Linked DNA regions of Homo sapiens: region 1 is linked to region 2. A link is an interaction called in ENCODE POLR2A ChIA-PET data of the cell type or tissue named here. Cell type or tissue: PC-9. All regions are shown on one strand. Links, peaks and the distances in the headings refer to the core of each region. The heading gives the core; the rest is flanking DNA.

Region 1 (11,116 bases), core at 1-8,000, 100 kb before region 2:
ATCGTGGGATCCCATTAGGAAGCCAAGAAGTTGCTGGTAACAGAGAAAGCAACTCCATTTTTATCCTAAAAGGGAATTGGTTTGCCACCAATAAACTTGGGGATAAATGAACTTGATGCAAGAGATGATTGTGTGCCTGTTCCACACAGCTTGAAGTGGTGGTGGAACTTCTGCAAAGCAAGTGGTTGCTTCACAGCCTGACCTTACCACTCACCAGAATGTGGCCTTAACCCTCAATGCCCCTTTGGTAAATGACAGTAATAAGCAGTACCTCCTCCCAGGTTTAATGGGAGGATTAAGCCTCACAGTTTATGTAAGAAAGCACAGAACCTGGCACCCAGCTGGAGAGTGACAACCCCTTCTCTGACACCCCTGGGTCTTTCTTCAGAGTGACCAAGGCCTGCATCCTGAGATCTCCTGCCCTGTTCCCTGGTAGGATGCTCGGGCAGTGGCTGGAGCCTGGTGGGGTAGTCAAGCCCGCTCCCTCTCTCCTTTCTGTCCTGAGCTTAGGCTCTTTCCCCCAGGAAGTAATGCATGCCTTGAGACAGACATGGCACACCACCTGCTTCGTCTGTGCGGCCTGCAAGAAGCCTTTTGGGAACAGCCTCTTCCACATGGAAGACGGGGAGCCCTACTGCGAGAAAGGTAGGAACACTTCGATGGCATGTGGGGAGGCCCCACAGCCTGGGAGAAAGGGGCAGGCACAGGGAACTAACTCCTGCCTAATCCATTCACATCCGACCACCCAGAGGCCTTTATTTCTGGAAGAAACCTTTGTTTTTGCTTTTAATGGCAGAATCATGCTAATATCACACAAAGGAAGTTAACTATCTCCCCTGCCCATATGGTTGCAGCTTTGGGGAGAGTGAGGTGCAGAGTCTATAGCTTATTTTATGCATCAAATATGTGGATCTGGTTAGGTGAGGTGGCTCACACCTTAATCCCAGCACTTTGGGAGGCCGAGACAGAAGAATTGCTTGAGCCCAGGAGTTTGACACCAGCAACATAGCAAGACCCAGTCTCTACAAAAAATATAAACATTAGCCAGGTGTGGTGGCGCGTGCCTGTAGTCTCAGCTACGCAGGAGGCTGAAGTGGGAGGGTCGCTTGAGTCCAGGAGTTCGAGGCTGCAGTAACCTGTGATAGCACCACTGTATTCAGCCTAGGCAACAGAGTAAGATCCTGTATCTCAAAAAAAAAAAAAAATGTAGATCACAAGTTGGCATCTTATGACCACTGGGAAACCTTTCAGGTTATTTTGATTTGGAGACCACAAGGTCTAGTCTGAAAAGGCCTTGGCTGTGGACTTTGTCCTTCATTCTATTCCTGGTTCCACTTTGGGCTGCTTTGTAAACCTGAGCAAGTTACTAACCTTCTCTGAGCCTTACTTTCCTCGTCTGTAAACACCTGCCTTACAGAGCTGTGGTGAGGATTAAACCAGAGAAGGCGTGTAGAGCATCAAATATGCGAGACCCCTTCCTCTGCCCCTGTGATATTTATCAGACTTTGATGTTCCTGCAGATTCCTGTAATCTCACGGAGTGAATTCAGAGTTTCTCTGTACCCCCAAAATGCTATATGTTATCTTAAAATGCTAAGTAAATTATTGTAAATTCAAGAGACAAAGCACTTCATTAGATAGGTGGAAGTCAGTCACTCATTTATTCAGAGGCTTCCCCCTTCAGAAAGGATTTGAAGCAGGTTCCAGAAAAGGTAACACAGACATGAAGGCTAAGACAGTAGAACCAGAAAATCAGAGGCGGGAAAAGCAGGCATGCTGATTATGAAGAATAACAGAGCTGCAGGGACTAACTGGGTAGCAAATTTGAGGGCAAAAAGAGAAACACAGTAAGTTAGTTTACTTTAAAATCAGAAAGGAGAAAACATTCAGTTCCTCAAGGGAAAAAGCAAAACAAAATAAAACTTCTTTCCCCTGACTGTAAATTAGAAAATAAACGTTTTGGCTGGGCGCGGTGGCTCACGCCTGTAATCCCAGCACTTTGAGAGGCCAAGGCAGGCGAATCACCTGAGGTCAGGAGTTCAAGACCAGCCTGGCCAAAATGGTGAAACCCCATCTCTACAAAAATACGAAAATTAGCCGAGCATGATGGCGGGCGTCTGTAATCCCAGCTACTCGGGAGGCTGAGGTTGAAGAATCGCTTGAACCCGGGAGGCAGAGGTTGCAGTGAGCTGAGATACTGCCGTTGCACTCCAGCCTGGGCAACACAGTAAGACTCCATCTGAAAAAAAAAAGAAAGAAAGAAAAGAAACGTCTTGGGTTCTTGTACTAGTGAATGCCCTTCCCAGCTCTGAAGTTAACTGAATGACCTGAAACAAGTCACTTACTCTGTGCCTCAGTTTCTATATCTGTAAAAGGGAGAAGATAATACCAGACCTTTCCTTTCTCATGAGCATATGATATTGATCGGTAGTTAAAGAAAGAGCTGTTATGCTTATACAACTTGCTGTTATTCTTCTACTAAAAGCATTATAACTTCTATTATTTGAGATAAGCCGCAATTTGTGTCTGAGGCTTTTGAAAGAATGATAGATTTCCATTATCACTGCTGCCCCTCATCATAGCAACTCCCCCGAAAAGATTCTCAAAAATGATGTTTTGAGTAAGAAGATCCAGGAAGAAGACGGTCTAGTGTTAAGAGAAGACAGTGAGGAAGCAGATTTACCTTCAGACCTAGGTAACTGGAGAGACCCAGTTGATCCTCCCACCTCAGCCTGTAGATGGAACTTTAGACATCCGCTACCATGCCTAGCTAATTTTCATCATTTTTTGTAGAGATGAGGTCTTGCTATGTTGCCCAGGCTGGTCTTGAAATCCAGGGCTCAAGCAATCCTCCTGCCTTGGCCTCCTGAAGTGCTGGGATTACAGGCATGAGCCACCGTGCCTATTTTTGATTCTGTTCTATTTTTGATTTTGTAAGGAACCTCATACTGTTTTCCATAACGGCTGCACTGTGTTACAAACCCATTAACAGAGAATAAAGGTTCCAATTTCTCCGCAGCCTTGCAAACACTTGTTATTTTCTGTTTTTTAAAAAATAGTAGCTATCCTAACGGGTATGAGGTGAAACTTCATTTTTACGTCTCGTCATTTTAATCAACAATTTGGAAGAAGACACAGAAGGGAGTCCTGTCAAATCTGCAGATTGAGCCAGAATGATAGGGTCTAGGCTGAAAAATGCTTCAGCTGGCTGCAAAGATAAGCTGACATCTGCATATAAAGAAGAGAGATAGGTGGGTCAGCCCTTCACAGATGAACCTGCACCCGAGCAGTTCCCAAACCTGGCATCATGGTCACCTAGGGAACTTAACAAACTAGAGAGAAAATAGATTGTTTCAGACCTACCTCAGACCCACAGAAGCAGCATTTCGTAGGGTGCCCCACCCTACCCAGGTGTTTCAGTTAGGTGTGGGAATCAGAAGTGTTTCTCAAAGTGTGGTCCCAACACCAGCAGCAACATCACCTGAGAACTTGTTAGAAATGCAGATCTTCAGGCCCCACCCCAGATCTGGTGAATCAGAAACTCTGGAGGGGAGCCTGGCACGCTGTGTTTCAACAAACCCTCCATGTGCTTCTGATGTTTGGGAACCATTGCTCTAGAAAAGTACCAAGCCCCTTTTCAACACAGAGCACCTGCAATTTGATGGACAGAAATCCTTTTACAATAGCAATAAAATCCATTAAATGTGAGGGTAGTAATTCAGCTTGGGACAAGAGAGAGTCAAAGAAAATTAGAAAGACTTAAAGGGAGAAATAAAGGAAGGAATAAATATATGAGGAGCTAGATTATACTCCTTGTGGAAAAGGCCCATGCACAGACTTTGTTCGGTACCAGCAATGTTCTCCTTTTGCAGAAATAACTTTTGCAGAAGTTGTGAAGAAAAATACCAACTTAAACAAAAATGTGTTAGTATCAGACCCATGCTACCAAATTTTAAAACAAAGCGATAATTCTCCAAATCATATGGAATCAAATTTAAAACAGAAAAATGAATCAGTGGGCAAGACAAGGCATTCCAGAGGTAAATTCAAGCCTTTGTTTTGTTTTGTTTTGTTTTTGAGACGGAGTCTCGCTCTGTTGCCCAGGCTGGAGTGCAGTGGCGCGATCTTGGCTCACTGCAAGCTCCGCCTCTGGGGTTCATGCAATTCTCCTGCCTCAGCCTCCCAAGTAGCTGGGACTACAGGCTCCCACCACTGCACCCAGCTAATTTTTTGTATTTTTGGTAGAGACAGGGTTTCACCATGTTAGCCAGGATGGTCTCGATCTCCTGATCTCGTGATCCGCCCACCTTGGCCTCCCAAAGTGCTGGGATTACAGGCGTGAGCCACCGTGCCTGGCCTTTTTTTTTTTTTTTTTTTTTTTTGAGACAGAGTCTTGCTCTGTCACCCAGGCTGGAGTACAGTGGCATGCTATCTTGACTCACTGCAACCTCCGCCTTCTGGGTTCAAGCAATTCTCTGTCTCAGCCTCCCAAGTAGCTGGGATTACAGGCTCCCACCAACACGCCTGGCTAATTTTTATATTATTAGTAGAGATGGGGGATTTCACCATCTTGGCCAGGCTGGTCTTGAACTCCTGACCTCGTGATCTACCTGCCTCGACCTCCCAAAGTGCTGGGATTACAGGCGTGAGCCACCGCACCTGGCCAATTCAAGCCACTTTAATAGCTTAATCTGTGAAAAGCCAGTAAGAGAAGGAATCACTATTTAATTAGGTTGTTTGAACCATTTAATTTAATTTTTATATTTATTTAAATATGGAACACAGCCCAGCTTGGTGGCTCACGCCTGTAATCATAGTACTTTAGGAGGCCAAGGCAGGAGGACCCCTTGAGCCCAGGAGTTCAAGAACAGCTTGGACAATATAGGGAGACCCCATCTCTAAAACAAAAAAAAATTAAAGTAGCCGACCGTGGTGGTGCACACCTGTGGTCCCAGCTGCTCAGGAGCCTGAGGTGGGAGGATGGTTTGAGCCCAGGAAGTTGAGGTTGCAGTGAACTGTGACCACATCATTGCACTCCATCCTGTGTGACAGAGCAAGACTCAATCTAAAAAAAAAAAAAAAAAAAAAAAAAAGGAGATGATGGATGAATGGATAGGATGCATGGATAAATGGAGGAGGGAAGGCCAGGGAAAGCCTTCAGCAAGGCCATCTCATCACTCTTGGTTGGGGTATGTAGGGCATGAAGACTTCCCTGAAGGACAGCCTAGCACAAAGGATTGCAGAGATTCTCTCAGGTACAGAAAGTGGGGATGGTTTTTCAAGCCCAGGGCCTGGTTTGCACAGAGGCATGGAGGTGTAAGAGAAAGTCCAGGGCACCATGAGACCACCTGGGAGTGATGAGAAAGAAGTCGTAAGTGGGTGCAGGGCTTGTCCTCAGGTGGAGACGGGTCAGCCCATACCAGATAGTAGTAAGTTCTTGCAGAGCACAGAGTGAACTGCAACCTGGGCGGTAACTTTCTAAAGGAAGCAGAACGATGTTTTCTTAGCTCTGGCAAGGCAATGCATTTCTGCCTACTAAAGAAATTAAGTGTTCCATCAGAGAAGATTGATGGACTGGGATACATAAGAGCATTTGCATGACAAGCTACAATTAAGCACAAAAGGGGAAGCTATATATTGGAAAACACATGCAAGAGATAAGTGTAACTGATCAAAGCTCAATGCCATGCTGATAAGGAGCTGGAGACAGCGTAAAGCCATAGAAGGAGGATGAACATTGGAGTCCATCAGGACTGGGGCTACTCCTTATGACTTCTGTGATGGAACCTCTCCAGTCAGTTTCCTCCCCTTTAAAATTGGAATACTAGGCTGGGCGCGGTGGCTCATGCCTGTAATCCCAGCACTTTGGGAGGCCGAGGCAGGTGGATCACTTGAGGTCAGGAGTTCAAGACCAGCCTGGCCAAAATGGTGAAACCCCGTCTCTACTGAAAATACAAAAATTAGCCAGGCGTGGTGGCACATGCCTGCAATCCCAGCTACTTGGGAGGCTGAGGTGGGAGAACTGCTTGAACCCTGGGAGGCAGAGGTTGCAGTGAGCTGAGATTGTGCCACTGCACTCCACCTGGGTGACAGAGTGAGAGTCCACCTCAAAAAATAAATAGGCTGGGCGCGGTGGCTCACGCCTGTAATCCCAGAACTTTGGGAGGCAGAGGCAGGTGGATCACAGGGTCAAGAGATCGAGACCATCCTGGCCAACATGGTGAAGCCCCATCTCTACTAAAAATAAAAAAATATAGCTGGGTGTGGTGGCGCGTGCCTGCCCTCCCAGCTACTTGGGAGGCTGAGGCAGGAGAATTGCTTGAACCCAGGAGGCGGAGGTTGCAGTGAGCCGACATCATGCCACTGCACTCCATCCTGGTGACAGAGTGAGACTCCGTCGCAAAAAAAAATAAAAATAAAAAATAAATAAATAAATAAATAAAATAAATAGATAAATAAATAGGGAATATTATCTCTTCACAGAGATGTCATGAGGATTAAACAGGAGGCATAATGGCACTCAAATCATTGTTCCTTTCCCTCTTTGCATCAGTTATGAAGACTTTCAAAATAAGAGCCAACATTTTTGAGTGTTTGTGCCAAATACTTCACTTACATTATCTTATTTAATCCACTCAAAACCCCATGAGTTCGGTACAATAATTATTCCCATTATATAGATGAGAAGGTTGAGGCCTTGAGAAGTTACGCCACTTGCCCCAGGTTTGAACATTTCTTAATAGAGTTGGGATTTGAACCCAGCTCTTCCTTTATTCAGAGTCCAATTTTGTAACCCCCATGGCACACTGGCACTCAGTAAGACGTGGTCTAAGACAATGAATGGACATACTATCCACAAGAAGAACAGGAAATCACTTAAGAAAAAGCCAACTGTGGAAGAGTTATGGAGGAATGCGTACACTTCTCAGGAGGGATGAAGGCTTTGTAAACGGGATGGAGCTTTTCTAGAATAATCTAGAGATGTTCTACAGTCAGTGTGGTAGAACTGTAGCCCCTTTGGGCCTAGAGAGGACAGCTGCCCTGGTGAAGGAGCACAGAACCTGACCCACTGTGCTTCAGCTGTGGGATGCTGGCTGGGCCCTTCACCTCTTTGAGTCTCAATTTTCTCATCCACAAAACAAAACAAAAAGATAATAATAGTTCAATTTCTGAGGGATTTTGTGATGATCAGTTTCATTCATTGATGAACTGATTGATTGGTTAATGCATTCATTCCCTATATATGTTTTGGATATTGACTGTGTGTCAGGCATTGTGCTGGGAGTGCAAAGAAAGCTAAGATGTAGTCCCTGACATTGACATACTTGTAAATAACACCATCCATGTGAAAATGCTTGGTAAATTGCAAAGCATCATATCAATAATATTTAATAGCATTATCTCCTTGGTTGGGGGTAGGGAAGGAGGAGGAGGACATGCCCCAATAAAGTAGTTCAAATACTGTTTATAGTAGTAAAAACTTGTTGTCAACACAAATGCCCCATGACAGAAGAATGGCCAAGCAAAGAAAATTCTATAACTCTTAAATACGTTGGACCCACATTCTTCCAAACTAAGCATAGATGTTTGGAAATGTGGATTGTTTTCTCTTTGGGGCTTGATCCGTTTGGTCTATTAGAGGTGACAGAAGCAGAGGAGACAATCTCCCTGCAGAAGGTTGATGACAATTCCAGAAAGTGTTTGCAAATCAAACCAGCACAAGATGGTGTCTAAGCCTGGGTCTGAACAACATCAATGCAATGATTGGAAAATGGAAAACTATCAGTCATGTAACTGAGTATTTCATCTGTGAGATGACAAACAACCAATTAGATTTCACCCCCTGCTTCTGCCCACTGATTTGGGGTTTGTCTTGGCTTTGGGTCCCCGCTGCCCCCACTGGGTGCGGGGTCTTCACTCTGCTTTTCATTTCAGACTACATCAATCTGTTCAGCACCAAGTGCCATGGCTGCGATTTCCCCGTGGAGGCTGGCGACAAGTTTATCGAAGCCCTGGGCCACACTTGGCACGACACCTGCTTCATTTGCGCAGTATGTCTCTAGCTTGGGGCTCTGGCTTTCTGAGAAGAGGCAGGAGGGAGGAAGTGGGAGCCAGATGACCAACCTCTACATACCTTGCCACGCTAGCTTTCTGACATCCTGATCATTTTTAAAAGCTGGCAAACACCATGATGCCTCGATACATCACAGTCGAACAAAGTTTCATTCCTAATAATTATTTATAAACCAATGTGGCTTTGTTACTTTCCATTTCGTTAAGGACAACAGAGTGTCCCAGGGTTTGGCAAACCAGCGGCTTGTCTCACCAGCAGTGTTGTCAGCGGGCAAAAGCAGCAGATGATGCTTGGCTTTGAGAGGGGCAGTTGGCTTCCCATGGTTATATGTCACTTCAGATATGATGGAGTGACTTGAAGGTTTTCCCCTCCAAATTGTTACCCCAAACACTAGATTGGAGCTGACTAATCCTATGAAAAGCTGAGATAGGGTTTCTCTTGGTAGCACCTTTGGAAAGCAAGACTGAGTACCATTTTATTTTCCTAAGTGGTCCTTTCCTGATATATAGCTGCCAGGAGATAAGCCCTGGATTAACTATTAACTGTGTGCTACTTATTTCTGCTGAACAGCCGGGTCACTTTTAGTATGAGACTGGCATTTTCCTTCTGAGGGTTTTGGGTTGGGGTGGGCACATGATGGTGAGCCTACAGACATTTAGACTCTGAAGGAGAGGTAGGAAACAGTCATCCCTGAGAAAGCCCCCTAATGTCAATCTGTCATTGCCTAATCTCGATTTGAGAATTTTTTTTTTTTTTTTTTTGAGATAGAGTTTCTGCTCTTGTTGCCCAGGCTGGAGTACAGTGGCATGATCTCGGTTCATTGCAACCTCTGCCTCCTGGGTTCAAGCGATTCTTCTGCTTTAGCCTCCTGAGTAGCTGGGACTACAGGCACATGCCACCATGCCTGGCTAATTTTGTGTATTTTTAGTAGAGAGGGGATTTCACCATGTTGGCCAGACTGGTCTCAAACTCCTGACCTCAGGTGATTCACCCACCTTGGCCTCCCCAAGTTGTGGGAATACAGGCGTGAGCCACCACGCCTGGCTGATTTGGGAAAATTAAGACACCTCTACTATTTTTTTTTTAACCAGAGTGTCTCAAGGTAAATTTTGGAAATGTATGAAATATCTGTACAGTTTTTACTTGAATAATTTTTATAGACTTCTGACATAGGATGACCCTAGTCATAAAGTTTACGGCCATATACTTTTGGTTCCACACTTCGCTTCCATACCCCGCCATCTGTGGGACACACTGTATTCACTCTGTGTGTCGGTTTGCTAGGGCTGTCTTGACAAATTACTGCAAACTGATGGCTCAAACAACAGAAATGAATGCTTTCACAGTTCAGGAGGCCAGAAGTCCTAAATCAAGGTGCTGACAGGAGGCCATAGTCTCTCTCCGAGCTACTAGCGGTTGCTAGCAATCCTTGGCATTTCTTGGCTTGCAGCTGTGTAACTCCAATCCCTGCCTCCATTGTCACAAGCCTGTCTCCCCTCTGTGTGTGTCTTCACATGACATTCTCCTCTGAGTGTGTCTGTCTCTGTGTGGGTCTCCTTTTTTTTTTTATTTTTTTTTTGAGATGGAGTTTCCCTCTTGTTGCCCAGGCTGGGGTGCAATGGCGTGATCACAGCTCACGGCAAACTCTGCCTTCTTGCACGTGAATTTTGTGGAATACAATTCAACCCCTTAACACTCTGATTTTCTAGCTCTTTGAACAGATTCTCTAGTTGTCTTTTAGGGTGTTTTAAATACATCCCCTCCAAAAAGAGACAATGGTGTAAGTATACTGGCTTTGGGTTTGTCCCCTGCAGAGTCATAGCTCCCCTGTGTCAGGCACAGCACAGGGGTCTCTGAACCTTACATTCAAGCCATGGCTTGTCTAGTCCTGAGGCACTGCCTGCACATCTGGTTACCCAACTTCTGGAAGGATCCAAGAGACTTGGGGAAGGTCCAGGAAGACAGTGGCACAGAAGGCCTGTTTTCCATGGGCAGGCTGATGAGAGGTCTGTGTCACATGCAGAGGGAATCGTGGCAAAGGTGAGTGTGGGTCTGCTTCTGCAAGCCTCGCAATTTCAGCTGAGTCACAACAGCAAAAGTCCAAGAGAGAGACCAGAAGAAGGCGTAAAGCTTGGGGTGGCTAAGGCTGATATTACAAATAAGTTCCAGAGAGTGAAGTCCAGCCTGTGAGAGGCCCATAGCACTGCCCTTTAGAGGATCAACATGGAGATCGTTAGGTCTCCCTCCAAACCAGCCTGCATGATACTCACTGCTCTGTCAACATATAGCAAAGTGGAACATGGTTCTTTTGTTTTTTTTTTTTTTTGAGACAAAGTCTTGCTCTGTCGCCAGGCTGGAGTGCAGTGGTGCGATCTTGGCTCACTGCAACCTCCACCTCCCAGGTTCAAGCAATTCTCTGCCTCAGGCTCCTGAGTAGCTGGGATTATAGGCGCCTGCCACCACACCTGGCTAATTTTTGTATTTTTAGTAGAGACGGGGTTTCACCATCTTGGCCAGGCTGGTCTTGAACTCCTGACCTCATGAGCCACCCACCTCGGCCTCCCAAAGTGCTGGGATTACAGGTGTGAGCCACCACACCCAGCCGGAACATGGTCTTAACATTAGGAAGAAATCTTTTGATTGGAAAACTTTGAGGGACTTGAGGGATTTTTTTTTTTTTGGTCCTCTTTCTATCACTTCATATTTCCAAATCACTTTTGATGAGCATGTATTTTCCTGTAACTTCCAAAAAATTAGTAAGAGAAAGATCTGGGGTAGCTCTCCCAGCTGATGTGCTGTTTTCTAACCAGTGAGATCTCAGGATAGCACATTCTTTAGACTAACTCAGTTTACCAAATATTCCTGGCATTTGGGCAGTACAAGAGTGTTCCAGAACAAGTCTCTACCCTGACGGAATCTAGAATCTTGAAAGGTGAACAAAGCAACAGATGTGAGCAATTCAAAAGTAGAACAGGACAGTATCCCTCAAGTCCAAAGCATATAAAGTGAAGGCTGGGAGCCTGAGAAGTGCACTGTGGGTCAG
Region 2 (11,777 bases), core at 2,551-10,550:
ATCACCTTTTTTTAGTTTGGAAGATGACATCTTTTTTTTTTTTTTTCTTAGAGAAGCTAGAGGGTACCAAATTAAAGTCTGTCAGTTTTTTCTGTCTCCACCTCAAAGATCACTGTATGACTTCTTTTCTTCCTTCTCGGCTGTTTCACACGAAGTTTTCCCTTTTTCTAAGGCTCAGTCCTTATCGTCTGAGACCTCCCTCTCATTATCCATCTCTCCATCCTTGACTGTTTCTAGTTCGATTGTAACACTGATCAAATCTCCTTCAAGTTCAAAACAAACCAGCAAAACCTTCCCTTGATACTGCCATTACCTCAGAGCTATGTACCGTGCTCCTTGCCCTCCCCCCGGACTTCTCCGGATGCTAGTTGATGCCTGTTTAGCACCTGTCACTGTTTCATATACTTCTTACTGGCCACTGCCTGGTTGGCATCTACCACTTCTCTGGAATCAGCAACCCCAATAGCAGATTTAACTGCTGGTTCCATGGTTTTTGTTACTTGTCCTTTTTTGCAGTGTTTTAAATAATAATCATCTTTTCACTTATTTTTTTAAAGAAGGTCATTTAAAAAAATCATCCTGCAGTGGAAAATTTGGAAAATATGGAAAAGTATAAAGAAGACAATTATCAACTGTAATACCAGCAGTACCTATTGTTAAGCTCTAGGGCATGTCATTTCCATCGCTCTCTTTTTAAATGCATTAAACAGAAAAGGATCACATGGTTATTTTGTGATCTGATTTTTTCTATCTTAATATATTGTGAGTATATTTCCAAGTACTTATTCTCGTGTGGCATAACATTTGTAGTTACACGAAGTGGCGGTGTTGAGACTGCCTTGGTTCAAATCCTGGCTTCAGTTACTGCTGCAGTGTGACCTGAAGGAAGTTACTCCTCTGGGTTTTAGTTTCCTCATCTTGAAAATAGTTATAACATTCTTACTAACTTCTAGGGTTGCTGTAAGTATTAAGTGAGCTAACACATAGAAATAATTCTTGGCACTTAATAAACATCAGCTGTTATTAACAATATTGTCTGACTGTACTATAATTTACATTATTTTTGTTTTTGCTTGTTCTGCCGTCATTAAGCGTGTTGTAAGACCATACGTGTCACTAAATCTGGGTGCACAACATGATTTTTTTTAAATGTGGATTTTTATTAGTAGGATTGCTCAGCTAGTGGGTACATCATGCTCATTGCTAAGTTGCTCTCTAGAGAGGCTGCATTTATACCTCCCAAGGCTGTACAGGAGACCATTAACTTCATTACATTTTTCCAAAAAACTTTATGCTATTGCCCACATTTTGTGCTGCTCCCTTGCTAAAAGTGAATAACAATATGATCATGTTGTTACCTCTCTCTTGCCAAAACGTTGACTTGATGATAAGGGGATCACTGTGACATCATCATTACCCACAGATGTTTCTTTTTTCTCCCCCCTCCCCCTCTCTTCTCCTTCCTCCCTCCTTTTGTTTCTTGAGACGGGTTCTTGGCTCTGTGCAGGCTGGAGTGCAGTGACACAATCATGGCTCACTGCAGTCTGGACCTCCCAGGCTCAAGTGGTCCTCTCACTTCAGCCTCCTGAGTAGCTGGGACAGCAGGCACGCACCACCACACCCAGCTAATTTTTGTATTTTTTGTAGAGAGGGGTTTTACCACGTTCCTAGGCTGGTCTCGAACTGCATGTTCCCAGGCTGGTCTCGAACTCGTGGGCTCAAGCGATCCACCCACCTCGGCCTCCCAAATTGCTGGGATTACAGACCCGAGCCAGCATGCCTGGCCTCACAGATATTTCTTGATCTACATTTTATTCATTATTTAGGTCCAACTTTAGCATGTGTCATGTATTTATATACAGGTTCTAAATCTTTCCATTTGAAAAATACTCATTTTTCTATCCAAAATGAATTCAATTTTCCTTTTTATTCTAGTCCCAGTCTGTGTATGAGTAAAACCCCAAGGACCCTGTATCCTGATTTTACTATTTTTTGTTAATGGTTTGAAACAGCTTTATTAAGATATAATTCACATACCATACAATTATTTAAAGGGCACACACTTCAATGGTTTTTAGTATACTCACGGATCTGTACAACCATTATCACAGTCATGGGCAATTGGTTCAGGATTTGGGAAGAAAACGTATGGCATTAGGATTAAAAGTACAATGTTTAGAGTCTGGCTGATCTGGGTTTAAATCCCAAATCTACCATGTATTAACTGTGTGACTTTGAGAAGGTTACTTAATCACTATGAGCTTCAGTTTTCTTTTTTTTTCCCGTTTTTATTTTTATTTTTATTTTTATTTTGAGGCAGAGTCTTACTCTGTCACCCAGGCTGGAGTGCAGTGGCGCGATCTCGGCTCACTGCAACCTCTGCCTCCTGGGTTCAAGTGATTCTTTGCCTCAGCCTCCCAAGTAGCTGGGATTACAGGCCACCATGCTTGGCTAATTTTTGTATTTTTAGTAGAGATGGAGTTTCACCATGTTGGCCAGGCTGGTCTCGAACTCCTGACCTCAGGTGATATGCCCGCCTCAGCCTCCCAGAGTGCTGGGATTATAGATGCAAGCCACTGTGCCGGCCTGAGCTTCAGTTTTCTTATCTGTAATATGGGATTACTAGTGGTATCTGGCTCATAGGCTTATTTTAAGGATTAAGCAAGATAATAAATGTATAGAATTTAGCACAGTAACCGGCACATAGTAAATGTTTGATAAATGGAACTCGGTAAATATTATTGCCATAATTTTGTTCTTAAATCAACCAGCAAGTGTTTGATGCTATTATTAGGCAATGTTATTAAATAATGGAAGGTGTTTCTACCAGTGATTCACAGTGTTTTCTGTATCCAGCAAGCTTTTAATACAGCTGCTTGTATTATTCTCCCGTATAAACTTCTAATTACTCTCTGAAAATACAGTTGGTTTCCTGTTGATAGAGAACAATAACAGTAGCTTACACTTAGTGCTTACTGTCTGCCTGGCACTGTTCTAAGTGCCATACCTATATTAACTCCTTTGATCCTCATTTTACAGATTGGGTACGGAGGAGGTTAAACAACTTGGTCAAAGGATTACAACAGTTAAGTGGTGGAGCCAGGATTCTAACCTTGGTATTCAGTCTGGCTACAGAGCCCATGCTCTTTCTTATCTTTATGTTCTTCTCTTTACTTCCTAAAGAATGGTAGATGCATTTCAAACATCCTGACATCTTGGCTGCTGAGGATTCTGTATGGAAAAGCACTATGAGGTCTTTAATGCTTGGTTGGAAGGAGAACTAAAATGAGCAGTTGTGTGTGCTGTGGGCATGGGCCTTAGGGCAGCTGTATATTTGTCATCTGGATCAGACCATACATTGGTGATCCTGCTTCACAACCATAGAATCCAGACCCTCCATGGGGCCATGACCAGCCACAAAGTATCCTCCCTGACCCTCCCTGTGGAATGCTCGTGTGAACTTGCACTACTCCCTCCTTGCATAGTATCAAATCCTGCGGATCCTTGGAAGGCCACCTTAAATTACTTCCCACCTGTGAAGCAGTAAACGTTAGTGCTCTTCGGTTAATCATCATGTGTGGTGGTATGACATTTGCAGTATCATCTGTTACCATTATTTAAATTTGAATATCTTTATGTCTTGGCTCCTCATGTTGATTACATGTTTCTTGCAGGCAGGGAACTATGTCTTAAATGTTTTAAAATTTGCTTTAATGGCCCCTGGAAATATTACCAAGGGTTGTGTGTGTGTGTGTGTGTGTGTGTGTGTGTTTCTTTCAGTCTCACTTGTCTGTCGATAATAGAATATCTCTGAAATTCAAACATACCTAGCCTCACAAACTTAGTCCCAAAGGTACATGCTGTGTTTTTGCAAGAAGGTGGGCAGTCCCTAGTTGGCTGTTGGATTATGTGCATTGTGTTGGGGTAGTAGTTGCTGCTAATTGCCTGTCTGCAGCTCCTCAGAACCTGTTGTTGCTTCCTTTTGAAACCTTCCTTGATTGCCCTAGTTGCTGCTCATCCTGCATCCAGGCCCCTCCCTTAGGCATGTGACTCACGGATTTAAAAGACAGTGCTGTACGGTAATTAACTACCTGCCTCTCATCACACAGAGATGAGAACTTAAATGTAGGCTTCCCATCTAAAACTTTCTTCCCTGTGTGTTTATCCACCCACGGACATGGAGCAGCGCTGTCCCACACCTGGCCTTTTGGAGGAAATATTGCTAGACTTATTTCTCCTGTTTGAAATCACTAGTTGGCATATTCGTGTACAAGGGATGGATTTTACATGGGTGCTCTTAATTGAAAATAATTTTATTTTCTGTAACTTCTAGAATTTTGTTAGTTTATTGATGCACACATATTGGGTGGGTGACAGTTGGGTTTTTTATGAAGATAATTTTAAGTTTTTAGTAAATAATTAAGTCAAGTATTACATGACAGTTTAATTGGACTAAATTCTGACATAACCTATACATCCTTAAGGTGACCGGTGGTTATCATTTTCTATGAAATGTAATTAGTTTTTCAGGAAACTTTGTCCACATAAAGGAATTGATTCCACCCTTACTACCTGCTTAGCAATCCTGAAAAATATTGTAAATATAATCTTAGAGTATGCATCATTAGGAAATAAATCTATTTTGAGAAATAAATTTTAACGTACACTATTAATAGGACATTTAGAAATGTAATTTTCTAAATATATTAGAAATAATAGGACATTTAGAAATGACATTCTTTTTTTTTTTTTCCTTGCTTTTTGTTTGTTTGTTTGTTTTAAGACAGGGACTCACTCTGTTTCCTAGGCTGGAGTGCAATGGCGTGATCATTGCTCACTGCAGCCTCAACCTCCTGGGCTCAAGCGATCCTCCCACCTCAGCCTCTGAAAGTGCTAGGATTACAGGGTTAGCCACCAGCACCCAGCCAAGAAATCCCATTCTAATGTATTAGTATGGTTTTATCTATTTTAGCAGTGTAAAATAAAGTCTTTGTGAATTATATATAGTATAATTGAATTGCCAAAATAAACATCCTTGCCCTCAAATTGCTTATGATATTGTTTCTGAAGCACAGACATAATCTTTTGACCTTTTAAGCAAAAAATTAATTTTTCATTTAACTTTTTTTGTTTGTGTGTGTGTGTGTGTGTGTGTGACAGGGTCTTGCCCTGTTGCCCAGGCTAGAGTATAGTGATGCAATGATGGTTTACTGCAGCCTCAACTTCCCAGGCTCAAGTGATCCTCCCACCTCAGCCTCCTGAGTAATTGGGACTGCAGGCACGTGCCACCATACTTGGCTAAATTAACATTTTTTTGTGGAAATATGGTCTTGCTATGTTGCCCACACTGGTCTTGAACTCACGGGCTGAAGTGATCCTCCTGCTTCAGTCACCCAAAGTACTGGGATTACAGGTGTGAGCCATCGTGCCTGGCCTTTCATTCAACTTGTAATTCACAATTTCCAGAAAAAAAGTTTTAAAATTACTGATGGAGGAAAGATCTTTGGGACTTGCTTGTAAATATGTTAATATTTGATCTTAATAAGCTCTGTCATACTAACACTGTTTATTAAACTTTGTGGTAGAATTACTACCCATAACTAAAGAATGAAATGCATATATTTGCAAATTGTTAAAAATTTATAAATCGATAGAAAAGTTGAATGAATAGTGAACACCCTTGTGTCTTTCACTAACTCAGTGGCTCACTTGCTAACGTTTGCCTCATTTGCTTTCTCTGTTTATAAAGACATATATACTTTTTTTATTCCCCTGAGCCATTTGAAAGTAAGCTGCAAACATCTTGACATTTAACTTCTAAACATTTTAGCACGTGTATCCTAAGAGCAAGGTTGTCTTCCTGAAGAGTTACATTATCATACTTAAGAGATATAGTATTAATACAATATTATCTAACATGTGATCCCTATTTAAATTTCATTTATTTTCTTCCCCAGAACAGTTCTTTATAGATGTTTTAATTTTTGATCCAGAAACCAAGGGAAAAAATATATCTATATCTATAGAGAGCTAAATAGATCTATATTTGATCCAGAAACCAATCAAGGAAACACACACACACACACACACACACACACACCCGCTTTTGGCTGTCATATTTCTTTAGTTTCCTTTACTTTAGGATAAGCCACTACCCCACCTCCATCTACCACCCGGCAGTGGTCTTTTATGAAATCTCATCATATTTTTCCTTTTCTTATATAAGCAGTCCCACAATTTGCTGGTTATATTTCATGCCTAGATTAAAATAAGAATATTTTGGAATGAATATACTATATAGATGGCATTAATTTTCCATTATATTACATTAGGAGAAGTAATTTTTTTTACATGTTTTTTTTCCGCTGTATAATAGTTTAGTATTTGTTTTAATATACTTCTGTTAAAGATTTGTGATACTGTGTCTTTAAATTTCAAAATAGAATTTTGTAATTTACTCTTAATTTTCTTAGTATGTTGTATTCCAAAATTATAGAAAGTGCTATAATAGACATTTATGTACATTACATAAAGTAATAGACATTTATGTAATGTGGGCATAGATTTAAATTTTTTTTAAATTGTTAAAATATTAACATTTAACCATGTCTGCTTTAGATAGGTTTAATCTTACAAGGATCTATCTACTTATCTTTCTATCTATTTATAATGTATATATCCATTTTAAATAATAATAACAATACATGAATAAATCTGGTCCAAACTTCTATCTTGAGAAATGTAACAGCAATTTTGAACTCCTTCATCCCTCAAGACAATTATTCCTCCCTTCCCAGAGGTAACCATCCTCCTAAATTTGATGTCATTCCCTTAGTTTTTTCTTAAGTTTTACCACATTTGTGTTGTCCCTTTAACATACTTTTTTTTTTAAGCTTTTCCTGTTTTTGAGCTTTATACATATGGAATTATTCTGTATATATTCTTCTTGGGCTTGATTTTTTTATTTATATTACAATTTTGAGATGTCATTTATGTTGACATTGTTAGCCGAAGTTCATTAATTTTTCACTATTTGATATAATATTCCAAATTACTGGAATATGGAATATTCTATGAATATACCACAGTCCATTTTACTGCTGCTTGACACCTCGGTTTCACCTAGTTTTTGGTATGGAAAAAATACTGCTTTAAATATTCTTTTGCGTGGCTCATGGTAGCTAAGTACAAAAGGTTCTCTAGGTTATATGCATAGACCTGGATTGTTGAGTCTTGGGTGTATACACCATCAGCTTTACTAGGTATGGCAGAATGTCTTCTTTTACACAGTTGTGGAATAAGCCAGATGAGTTCAAGAGGAGCAAGTTTGTGAGAGGATGGACAAGTGAGTTAGTGAGTTACATTTCATTTGTTTTGAGTTTTAGCCTATTTAGTTAGAAATGTTAAGTAGGCATTTGAGATGTGTTTACTTTTTTAGCTCCACCCATCTTTGTTTTTTCCTAGGTTGACTCATTCAGGTATGTCATCTCTCCCTTCTCCTTAAAGTGGCCTTTAAAGAAAAAAGTTGCAGGCCGGGCACGGTGGTTTACACCTATAATCCCAGCACTTTGGGAGGCCAAAGAGGGCGGATCACAAGATCAGGAGTTCAAGACCAGCTTGGCCAATATGGTGAAACCGCATTTCTACTAAAAATAAAAAAATTAGCCGAGCGTGGTGACACGTGCCTGTAATCCCAGCCACTTGGGAGGCTGAGGCAGGAGAATCACTGGACCTAGGGAGGTGGAGGTTGCAGTGAGCCGAAATCGTGCCACTGCACTCTACCCTGGGTGACAGAGTGAGACTCTGTCTCAAGGAAAAAATTGCAGTATCATGGTACAACAATTACTTGATCGTAATAGAAGATGTGTTCAGTTTTTATATCTTCAGTCTCAGGCCATCCGTCATATGCAGCCTTTTTGTTTTTATAGACCTTGAACCACAGAACTACATTAAGCTAGTTTGCTGTTTTCCAGGGATGACATAAAGGAGAAGTGGGTAGAGGGTGATGCTGTTATTAGCAAGTGTGCATTCCAGGTAGCGGTTCACAAAGGGGAAAAAACGTAAAGGAAAGACGGGTGCAAGCTAAAACAAATAAGCCAGTAAGTAAAAAACCACAACACTCTTTTGTGATTATTTAGATCTGAAACAAATAGCAGCATGTATTAATAGTCCCTGATGATTTCACTGTATTGTAGCATAACTCTGGTATTCATAATGTCAATTCTGAATTTCTTTATGTGTTGAGAGAGTGTAATCATGCTGATTTTAGCAGATCTGGTGAACCCTTAGCAATCTAGAATCACTCTCTGATAATTCCTGAATTAACAGTAGAAATTTAACTGTTTTATGTGGTGAAATTATTCTAGGAAGCTTGTTCCATGGGACATTTACCTATTAGCTAATAAAACAAATGGTCTATTGATAATTTCTCAAAAGCTCTGTATAAAAAAAAAATATATATACAATAATTTCTCTACTGGCCGAATTGGATTTACTTGGAAAAAGAAAGAGGGTGTTATCAAAAAATTTAAATGTCTTGTTAGGTTCGTAAGTTGTAGAACAAGAATGAGAATGTGCAAGTGTTTTTATGCTTCATTGTTGGGAAGGATAAATTGCAAAAGAACATAGAGCTGGGTGATTTTCTGGGGTTCAGTCTGTTGCGGGTGCCACAGATTGGCACTCCCCTCGGAATTGCCACACCTTCACGGAGCCAGAACAGGAGGGATACGGAGGGAAAGGGCCCTTTCCCAACTTCAGACTGAGCACCCAGAAGTTGACCTGGGACTGCTGTTTTGTTTCTAGGAAACTAGAAACCTTGGCAGAATTGAAATTTCGTAGTGATTTTTTCTTCTTTGCTCTCCAAAAAATAAACTTGTATGTACACACATATGTATATACACTCACACCTACATAAAAGAAAGATAATTTCAAAGAAATAATATATCTCGTATAGTCCTTGAACAGTTATTTTACTATTCAAAGTAGGTTCTTCAAAATTTTTAATTTGAAATAACTAGGTTTACAGGAAATTGCAAAAAATAGTAAGGAGAGGTCCCTTGTGCCTTTCACCTTTCCCTTAATGGTAACTTCTTACTACCCACAGCACAGCATTAAACTAGAAATTGACATTGGTACATTTTATGTGTTTAGTGCTGTGCTGTTTAAACATATATGTAGTTGATTTGTGAACCACTGTGGCATCAAGACACAAATGCTGCCACCACCAAGCTCTCCCTTGTGCTGCACACACCTGCCCCATGGCAGCCAGTAATCTGCTTTTCATCTCTATGATGTTGACATTTCGAGGATATTAATAAATGGAATCACATAGTATGTGACCTTTTAAAATTAGCTTATTTTCACTTGGCGCAATTCCTTGAGATCTATCCAAGTTGTGTGAATCAACAGTTCTTTCCTTTTTATTGCTGAATAGGATTCCATGGTTTGTTTAACCATTCACCTTTTGAAAGATAATCTCTTTCCCTAGTTTTTGGCTTTTAACAGTAAAGCAGCTGTGAACATTCATGTTCAGTTTTTTGTGTGGACATAAATTTTTATTTCTTTGGGAGAGGTGCTGTTAAAGAAAAAAAAATTATTCAGTGACACTTGTTAAAGCATGGGAAGGAAGACATTATTCAGGATCATCCCTGTAAGTGTAGGGACCACTACAATAGTGTCTTACAGTGGGTGGGGAGAGAGCGTGGCCTCAGTGCTGGATGTAGCATGGGGAAGTGGGAATTTGTAGCCAAGGAGCTGGTTGAGGGCCAGTGGATGGAAAATTCTCAAGAGGAAATGTCAGGTGTAAGGGGTTTCTGCCTAAACTGACCGTAACAGGATTCTTTCTTGCTGAAGACAGGCCAAGGTGATCAGACATCAGCTGGAGGGTGGCAGAAGAAGAAGAGGGTAATCAGACACCTTGACGGGAGGTTTGCTAATCTGGCTTAGCAGGGTTCTTTGCTAAAACAGGAATTTACAAGGAAGTACACAGATAGGCCTGGGAGAAAAGTTCAGGAGCCTGGCTCATTTGGTCAAGCAAAGAATCTTTGCCAGAGCCCAGGGGTGTGCAGTTGGTGGCTTACCTGTAAGTAGCTGTGCCATTTTACATGCTCACTGGCAGTGTATGAGAGATCCAGTTTCTTCACATTCGTGTCCACATTTGGTGTTGTCACTATTTTTTTATTTTAGCTGTGCCAGTAGGTGTGCAGCATAGTTTGGTTTGCGTTTCCCTGATGTCTAGTAATGTTGACCATATCTTTTCATGCGCGTATTTGCCGTCTATATATCCTCTTCAATAAAATGTCTTTATATTTCTTGCCCATTTTCTAGTTGAAATTTTTTTCAATTGTTGAGCTTTGAGATTTCTTTATATATCCTAGATGAGGCTTTTATCACATATATTGTTAGCAAATATATTTTCCTAGCCTGTACCTCATTTTTTTGCCTTCTTAAACAGGTCTTTTGTAGAGCAAACATTTTTAATTTTGTTGAAGTTCAGTTTATCGTGTTTTTTTTTCTTTCATGGATTGTATTTTTGGTGTCATTCCCCATTCCCCATTCCCCACTCTCCAGCCCCAGACGGCCACGAATCTACTCTCGGTCTCTGTGAAATTGCCTATTCTGAATATTTCCTATAAGTGGAATCATATGTCTGGCTTCTTTCACTTAGCATATATTCAGGCCTCATCCCTGTTGTATCATGAACCAGTTCTTTTTATGGCTTCGTTTATTTTTAAGGTTGAATAATGTTCCACTGCATGGATAAGACCACATTTTGTTTAGCCATTTGTCAGCTGATCGGCAATTAAGGTTGTTTTCACTTCTTCGTCTGCATCAGTACAGCTGCATGTGTACCCTTCAGCCCTGCACCTTCCTTATACACGATGCACAGATGTACGCATGCGAGTACTTGTGTGTACGGTTTTGTTTTCTTTTTTAAATAATGGAGGATTAACTTATTTTATAGTTTTTTTCTTCGATATTTGGGATGTCTTTTTATGTCTATATAAAAAGATATATCTCATTATTTTAAATGACTATGTAGTGTTTAATGTGACTGCTTAATTGATCCTATTCTAATAAACATTTAGATGACATTGGGTAACTTCTTGTTTTTCTTTTTTATATAACAGTGGCACCAGGCACAGTGGTTTATGCCTATAATCCCAGCACTCTGGGAAGCCAAGGCAGAAGGATCACTTGAGCCCAGGAATTTGAGACCTGCCTGGGCAACATAGAGAGACCTTATTTCTACAAACGAACAAACAAACAAAAAATTATCCAGGCTTGTTGGCACTTGCCTGTAGTCCCAGCTACTTTGGAGGCTGAGGTGGGAGGATCACTTGAGCCCAGTAGGTGGAGGCTACAGGGAATTAGGATTACACCACTGCACTCCAGCTTGGGTGACAGAGCAAGACCCTGTCTCAAATAAAAAAATAGTGACACTAATCATCCTTGTACAAGTGTCTTTTTTGGTGCATAGCTCATTTTACCTACTTTTGGATTTTTCTCTTCAATGCCATTTGTCATTAACTTATTTAGAAGTGTATTGATTACCTCCTATAGGCCAGGCACTGTACTGTGTATCAGACACTAGGGACACAAGCACTAGTAAAATGCTATGGCTATACTCAAGTTTTTTGTAAAGATGATATACCTATAAGTAGGTAATCATGGTTCACTGTGATAAGTGCACAATGTGTTATTACTAGAATCCTGTGGAACGAACTGTAGCAGAAGGTAAGGCAGGTTACGTTAAATAGATTGAAAACAGATTATAG

What was found. ChIA-PET counts read pairs that join two places held together with the same protein. Peaks named below come from ENCODE experiments on the same cell type or tissue, not always from the same donor. Only the 100,000 strongest peaks of a DNase experiment are listed, where the experiment ranks them.
Region 1: POLR2A ChIA-PET joins it to region 2 with 8 read pairs; 2 of 35 experiments call an interaction of 5 or more read pairs at or near these places.

What each region holds. Positions count from the first base shown.
Region 1 is chr10:86,718,203-86,729,318 of GRCh38, forward strand. It overlaps LDB3 (LIM domain binding 3), which reads left to right. Exons shown (of 14, transcript NM_007078.3): 12 at 525-645; 13 at 7,935-8,050. Among named protein-coding and RNA genes, the nearest start is that of BMPR1A, 33 kb to the right of the region's middle. In PC-9, for the core only: no CTCF peak of the experiment used is centred there; no DNase peak of the experiment used is centred there.
Region 2 is chr10:86,820,342-86,832,118 of GRCh38, forward strand. The region is part of intron 1 of BMPR1A (bone morphogenetic protein receptor type 1A); the gene reads left to right. Among named protein-coding and RNA genes, the nearest start is that of BMPR1A, 70 kb to the left of the region's middle. In PC-9, for the core only: no CTCF peak of the experiment used is centred there; no DNase peak of the experiment used is centred there; H3K27ac peaks cover 569 bases.